Linked DNA regions of Mus musculus: region 2 is linked to region 1. The links are chromatin contacts, found by Hi-C or POLR2A ChIA-PET in ENCODE. All regions are on one chromosome and are shown on one strand. The core of a region is the stretch at or near the end of the contact, and the rest is flanking DNA. Distances in the headings are between cores, read along the strand shown. Region 1 holds the start of Epn1 (epsin 1). Region 2 holds the start of Rasl2-9 (RAS-like, family 2, locus 9).

Region 1 (3,678 bases), core at 449-2,948:
CATAGGACAGTGTTTTGGGAAGGAGTCGGGTTGAATGCAGGATGCCGGAATTGTAGGGCCATTTTGCTGGCCCCATAAAGTTTCTATCACTTTTATCTCATATTCTCTCCACTCTCTTCTGAAGTCAACTGGTTTGTTAAAGTAGTGCGGTAGTCATGCAGTTCCCATGTTAGGGGACCTTCATTGTAATCATTTCCTTTAAGGTGATTGAGTGGTTCAAGCAGGCTTGTCAACATGGATAGATGAACCTGTTTTAATTCAGGTTGGGCTTGAGTCCTAATTTCTGAGCTTTCCTTACCTTGTCTGTGGGGAGAACATGACAGTTGTGGCTTGGGGAACACTGTAGGGTGCATGATGCAGAAGTGACCCCTTCTCTCCTCTGGGGTCTTGCCTCTGGCCACTGCCCCGTGTACTTAAGTGACTCAGGCCTGCCTGGTTTTCTTCATTTCTGTGATGTCTCGCTTCTGTGCCTTGTTCTTGGGTACTGGAGAACGTTTGGGTAAACACCCTCATACTGAACTGAAGTCCTCTGTGCAGTGTGGTGAGGTGTTCTCTCATTTCCTGTGCTGATTCTGTACTTTAAATGAATGCTGAGTAGATGCTAGGAGCCAACCTTGTTCACAGATATGCCTCTTGTTCCTACAGATCTTCGTGGAGTTCACCTCTGTGTTTGACTGCCAGAAAGCCATGCAGGGTCTAACCGGTCGCAAGTTCGCCAACAGAGTGGTGGTCACAAAATACTGTGACCCTGATTCTTACCACCGTCGGGACTTCTGGTAGAGGTGGCTGGGGGAGGGTGGGGGCAGGGCTGGCTGGGGACTTTCCCCCCACCTGTCCCCTCCTCCTTTCCCCCCTCTTGAAGAAGATGGGCAGAGGAGTGACAGCCGAATGACAGCCGGCAGCAACTGGAATGGCAGCAATTAAGGGGGGTGGGGGGTGGGGGGCTAGGGCAGGAAGGGGACTGGGCAAGTGCACACAGGCCCACACAGACACATGCACCCACACAGACACAGAGGGAACGGGCTGGGATGGGGACTGTGTGCACAGCAGGGCGGGTAGGACCTCCACAGCCCCTTCCCAAACAGCCTCTTATCCCTTACACCCCTTTCCTCCTCTCTTCCCCCATGGTAGGAACATAGCGTGTTTATATTTTATGGCCAAACTATTTTGAATTTTGTTGTCTGGCCCTCAGTGCCCTGCCCTCTCCCTTTGCAGGACCACAGCTCCCGTCCTTTGGCTTCTGGTCCTTCCTGTTCTCCACCCTGGTTTCTTAAGTAGTTGGTTCTTCTCCTTAGTCTTCCTGACTCAACCCGTGGTCTCTGTCCCGCTCCCCCTCTCTGTGGCAGTTTCATATTTGCTAATACGAATTTGCTCATTAAACATTTTGTTGTATTTTACTTTATGGATCCTCATCTGTGTCCAGTGTGTCCGCCCGTCTCTTTCGGCCGAGGGTGTGGAGGGTGGCACCCAGGGAAGGAGGCAGGCCTGAGGGTCCCGCGAGGGTAGCCACAGTGGAGGCTTCAAGGCTTGGACCTTTACGCGTCTCCACTGCTGCGTAGATGCGGAAGTGACGCAAGGGCATAAGGACGCGCAGTCCCGTGCGCCGGAAATGGTGCCGGGGTGGGTTTGGTCGCGGAAGTGGAGGCTGCCGGGCGAAGTGCAGAGGGCGGGGCACGTGAGTTCATTTCCGCTTCCGGTCCGCTGCCACCTTCGGTTGCTTCCCGTCCGCTCGGCGGCTCCCCTCCCCCGCCCGGCTCTCTGCGCCCCTCCCGGGCGCCGGGGCGGCGGGGCCGTCGCTGTGCGGCCCTCCGTGCGTCTGTGCGTGCGCACGTGCGCACTTCTGCTTCCCGCAGCTCGGCGCGCGCCCCGCGACACCGAGGCCGAGCGGGGGCAGGGGGCTGACCGTCATGACCCCTGGAAGCCCGGTATAAGCGGGCCGAGGTGAGCGAGGGGCGCAATGCTGGCCTCCGTCGCGGCAAGTCCGGTGTTCCGGCCTGGGCCGTGGCGCGCGCGGGTCCAGCCAGCCTCGGAGCCGGTGTTCCAGCCGCTGATGGCTTGTGGCTGCTTTTGTACCGCTGTGCCCGGGTCGGGTTTGCCTGCCGGTGTGTGTCTTTTTTTGGGATTGTCAGTGTCCCCGTCTCGCGTGGCCCTGCTGTCTGTGTTGCTCTGCTTCTGTGTTTCTGTGTTTGTACAAAAGGGCTTGGAGATCCGAGTGCTGTTTGTGTCTTGGATTGCTCCGTGTTCCTGTCAGGATGCATGCAATGCTTGTATTTTCTGGGTTTCTGTGTCTTCATTTCCCCAGACTGGTCTCCCTCTTGGTGCATTATTTCTCTCCGGGTCATTGCTGTCGTCCCCAGGCCCAAAATTCCTTTCTAGGAACCCACTGCTTTTGCTTAGGATGTGCTTCCCAGGTTTCTGAGTCTCTGGTGTTCTGACAAGAGCTCTGGCTGTGGATTCCAAAGCCCCCGCTGCTTGCCTTGGTCTTCAGTTTTCCTAGTCTTCTAAACGGAAGCATTCATAATTCCTGCACCACAGGGTCTCTGCGCATTGGAGTGGTCCTGGTAAAGTGCCTTACAGTGTCTGGCCTGGAGTTAAGCATGTGATTATTAGTAGCTCTAGTTACTAGAGATTTTGTCTCGCTTAGTATTTGATACCAGGTTTTTGAGTCCCCCTTGGGGACTCACTATATTGTTTGTACTGTTTAATAAGAAATTCTAAATTAACTGTGGAAAATGGCCCCATTTTCAGCAGCATTTGTGAGATTTAGTATGTTTTTTTTGAACATGCTTGAAGTAGGTAGTTGGTGTTAGGATAGTGCGTCTTTAGATGCCACCCTTTTGGAAATGTTTTTTCTGATAATAATAGCAGCCAGGAGTACCGAGCGCCTACTATCTGTGGGGCACAGAACCAAGTTCTTTATGTACCCGTCTTATTTAATCAGCAAGCTTGCCGGGCAGCACCCCTCCCTTTGTTACACAGTTAGGTGAACTGAGTCACAGGGTTGTTTTGCTGGTTGCTTATGTGGCCGGGATTTGAGTGCAAATTTTGTGTTCTTTTAAGTTATATCTCTTCCCACCCCCCCCCAGCCCTGGGTGTCATGTGTGTGTTTTGTTTCAGGGTCCCTGTCTTTCTGTCCTCCCTGTCCTCCTGCCTCGCTGTATTGCTTTCTTTTTGCCCGAGTTTTGGTGTGTCTCTTCTCTTCTCTTCTCTTCTCTTCTCTTCTCTTCTCTTCTCTTCTCTTCTCTCTCTCCCCCCCTCCCTCTTTCTCTCCCTTTCTCCCTCCCTTTCTCTCCCCTCCCCCAGTCTCCTTATGTTTGTCATATGTTTGTCTTCTGGTGTCTGTCCAGGCCTGACTTGGGACCCAGCTGCTTTTTTTTTTTTTTTTTCTTTGCCTAGTTATGCCTGTTTGCAGGTGCTCCATTTTCTGGCCTGAATTCAAGGTAAAGAGCAGCCTTTCCTATTCTCCTATGTCTTCCTTCAGGTTGGATCATGGTAGGGCTCAGTAAATCTCCCTCCATGGCTTGTTGGAGAGGCACAGACTGGTGATCGGAGTCTACTCTGGACCCAGGCTGCTCCAGTTGTGAGGTGTGTGTCCCTGGGCAAGGTGCTAATGTGCCCTTGTTCCCTCCTGTGTAAAGTGGCTGTGAGTCATGGATTTGTAAGGATTGAGTTGATAGC
Region 2 (3,432 bases), core at 849-3,348, 46 kb after region 1:
GGATTTTTTTGTTTGTTTGTTTTTTGTTTTGTTTTCCAAGACAGGGTTTCTCTGTGTAGCCCTGGCTGTCCCGGAATTCACTCTGCAGACCAGGATGGCCTCGAACTCAGAAATCTGCCTGCCTCTGCCTTCCAAGTGCTGGGATTAAAGGCGTGCGCCACCACGCCCGGCTCCCTTGTGGATTTTTTTTTTTTCCAGAGCTGAGGACCGAACCCAGGGCCTTGCGCTTGCTAGGCAAGCGCTCTACCACTGAGCTAAATCCCCAACCCCCTTTGTGGATTTTTTTAAGGTCACTTATGTATACTATTATATAATCTACAAACATCAATACTTTGACTATTTTTTGAAAAATAACTTGTATCCCCTTGATTTCCTTCAGTTGTCTTATTGCTCTAGGTAAAACTTCAAGTATAATAGTCAATAGATATGTAAAGAGTGGACAGCTTGTCTTCCTCCTTATTTTGGTAGAACTGCTTTGAATTTATCTCCCTTTAATTTGATGTTTGCTATCAGATTGCTTTTTTTTTGGGTTTTCAAGACAGGGTTTCTCTGTATAGCCCTGGCTGTCCTGGAACTCACTTTTGTAGACCAGGCAGGCCTTGAGCTCAGAAATTCTCTGGGGGCTGGCGAGATGGCTCAGTGGTTAAGAGCGCGACTGCTCTTCCAAAGGTCCCGAGTTCAAATCCCAGCAACCACAAGGTGGTCACAATCATCTGATGCCCTCTTCTGGAGTATCTGAGGACAGCTACAGTGTACTTACATATAATAAATAAATAAATCTTAAAAAAAAAAGAAATTCGCCTGCCTTTGCCTTTCAAATGCTGGGATTAAAGGCATTTAATTAAAGGCACCACCACTCCCGGCTTATCAGATTGCTTTATATTGCCTTTGCTATGTTTGGTATGTCTTTTGTATCCCTAGGCTCTCAAGGAGTTTTATGATAAAGAGGTGTTGGATTTTGTCAAAGGCCCTTTGTGCATCTAAAGATATGATCATGTTTTTTTTCCCCTTTTAATTTGTTTATGTGATAGATTACATTTGCTGATTTTATTTTTCTCTTTTTTAGAAGATATTTAGAAGATATTTCAAATATGAAATACAACTTTATTCTGATTCTAAATGAAAGAGTGGGAATGACAGTTACAAACAAGATTTCACCACTGACTATTGTGATGCTACGGTAGCAGTCTTATCTTTGAAATCCAGAACAACTCTGTTCCAGGGGGCTAAATACGCAAGTCCAAAAAAATGAAGGTGTATTTTAACTGCCACATTCACTCCGAAGCCCATTCATCTCCTTCAGCATCCCAATGAATTGCACGATCTCCTTTAGCTAAATAAGGTGGCACACACACTGCACCGCTGGCTGGCATCACAGGACAGTTGCCTAAAATAGACTTCTGACGCAGGGCTCCAGCTTCACTTTCTCACAGGTCATCTTCCTCATCTGGGAGAGCAGTCGTCTGAGCAACCTCTAAATCATGCTCGTACTGTGCTGCCAAAGCTGGGTCCATGACTACCTCAGGTGGGGCAAGAGCAGGCATGGCAACGAACTCCAAGTTAGGATCTCCAATGAGCTTTCTGGCAAGCCAGAAGAAAGGCTTTTCAAAGTTGTAGTTACTTCTGGCAGAAATGTCATAGTACTGAAGATTCTTCTTTCGGTGGAAGAGAATAGGTTTTGCCTTCACTTTCATGTCTTTAACATCCACTTTGTTGCCACACAATACAATGGGGATGTTTTCACACACACGCACTAGATCTTTATGCCAGCTAGGCACATTCTTGTAAGTAACTCTTGATGTTACGTCAAACATTATAATGGCACACTGGGCTTGGATGTAGTAGCCATCGCGCAGCCCCCCGAACTTCTCCTGACCGGCTGTGTCCCACACATTGAACTTGATAGGTCCTCTGTTGGTATGGAAGACTAATGTGTGCACCTCCACGCCCAGGGTGGCTACATACTCCTTCTCAAACTCTCCGGTCAAGTGGCGCTTCATGAATGTCGTCTTTCCGGTGCCGCCGTCGCCCACCAGGACGACCTTGAACTGGACCTGCGGCTCTCCCTGGGCGGCCATCGCGGCGATCCTGCCGGAGAGAGCGGCTGCTGCACGTGCGCCCTCTAAAGGCAGCGGCCGGGAAGAGCGCGCGGGAAGGCAGACTCTGTACCAGACTGTGGGGGAAGGGAAGCTGGGCACCGCCCGCCGCTGCGGTGCCCACCCGAAGGACAACCAACCCTCGTGTTGCGCTCTGCCGGGTCCTTCCAGCTACCTTCCAGGACTGATTTTCACTTACTGAACCATCTCTGCATTTCTTGGATGAAGCCTACTGAATTGTACCGAATCAAGGATTCATGACAGGGACACAGAGGAAGGCAGCTTGGCTCAGTGAACTGCCTGCCATCCTGAACAGATCTGTTAGATCTGAACTTTTCTGACAAAACTCCTTTTGCCTAAGCAACGGGCTGCACAATTTGTTTTTAGAGACAAAGGAAAAAAAAAAGGCGATCTTATGTCAAATATAAAAGAAATATAGAGCCGGGTGTGGTGGCGCACACTTTTAATTCTAGCACTCAGGAGGCAGAGGCAGGCGGATTTCTGAGTTCGAAGCCAGCCTGGTCTACAAAGTGAGTTCCAGGACAGCCAGGGCTATACAGAGAACCCTGTTTCGAAAAACCAAAAAAAAAAAAAAAAAAAAAAAGTATATATATATATATATATATATATATATATATATATATATATATGTGTGTGAAGGAATGGAAGAATTAAATGAGAGTCAGAGATTGAACTCTTGTAGAAAGCCAAGCTTGATATCATAGGTAGTAGGAAATTTTTTTTTTTTTTCAGTTACTGAAGCACTTTAATTTCTTTACACAATGACGTGTTGCTGGGGCCTAATGTTCTCACTGAACAGTAGAAAACCAAAATTTGTCATTTCTTAAAGAATTGAGTACAACAAAACCTTACATAAATTAAAGAATGAATACATTTACAGGTGTCGATGCAAACGTTCCCAACTCAAGGCAACTAACAACCGATGGTGGTCAGGAGGGAAGAAACCAGAACGGAAACTGGGTCCTAAGGCTCGGACTTTCCCACCCTGTTAGACTGGCAAGAAGGAGTGGTAACTGGTTCAGGAGCCCTTGCCAGCCTCGGGAAATCCTGGAAGTCTGCTGTTGGTTAATACCCTGCACAGATCACTCCGTGGTGCTCACAGAGATCCACCAGGCTGGGCCTTTCTCTTCCACTGCGTGTTCTCCCCAGCCCCAAGTGACCGAGCCACATGAACTAAGGACTGAATCAAGATATGCACAGGGTGTTAAACATATACCAAGGGAGCAGTTAACTTGAATACAAGGTCAAAAATCAGCAAGTTCTATGATCCAGTGCTGATATCAGATACACGCTTCAAGGACAAATTTCTTTTCAA

The links. A loop is a pair of places that touch in the nucleus more often than their neighbours do. ChIA-PET counts read pairs that join two places held with the same protein, here RNA polymerase II (POLR2A).
Region 2: a loop to region 1 is called in a map of gastrocnemius, with 7 times the contacts of the local background. The contact joins the promoter of Rasl2-9 here to the promoter of Epn1 in region 1. A Hi-C loop is called at or near these places in 10 of 37 maps with a recorded cell type or tissue (CH12F3, adrenal gland, gastrocnemius and 2 more). POLR2A ChIA-PET finds 5 or more read pairs at or near these places in 1 of 5 experiments (embryonic stem cell).

The regions. Positions count from the first base shown.
Region 1 is chr7:5,078,537-5,082,214 of GRCm38, forward strand. Epn1 (epsin 1) reads left to right here and starts at 1,699. Exons shown (of 12, transcript NM_010147.4): 1 at 1,699-1,941; 2 at 3,482-3,585. U2af2 (U2 small nuclear ribonucleoprotein auxiliary factor (U2AF) 2) reads left to right here. Exons shown (of 12, transcript NM_133671.3): 12 at 646-1,409. The coding sequence ends at 780.
Region 2 is chr7:5,123,852-5,127,283 of GRCm38, forward strand. Rasl2-9 (RAS-like, family 2, locus 9) reads right to left here and starts at 2,099. Exons shown (of 1, transcript NM_009028.2): 1 at 1,091-2,099. The coding sequence starts at 2,078. The coding sequence ends at 1,428.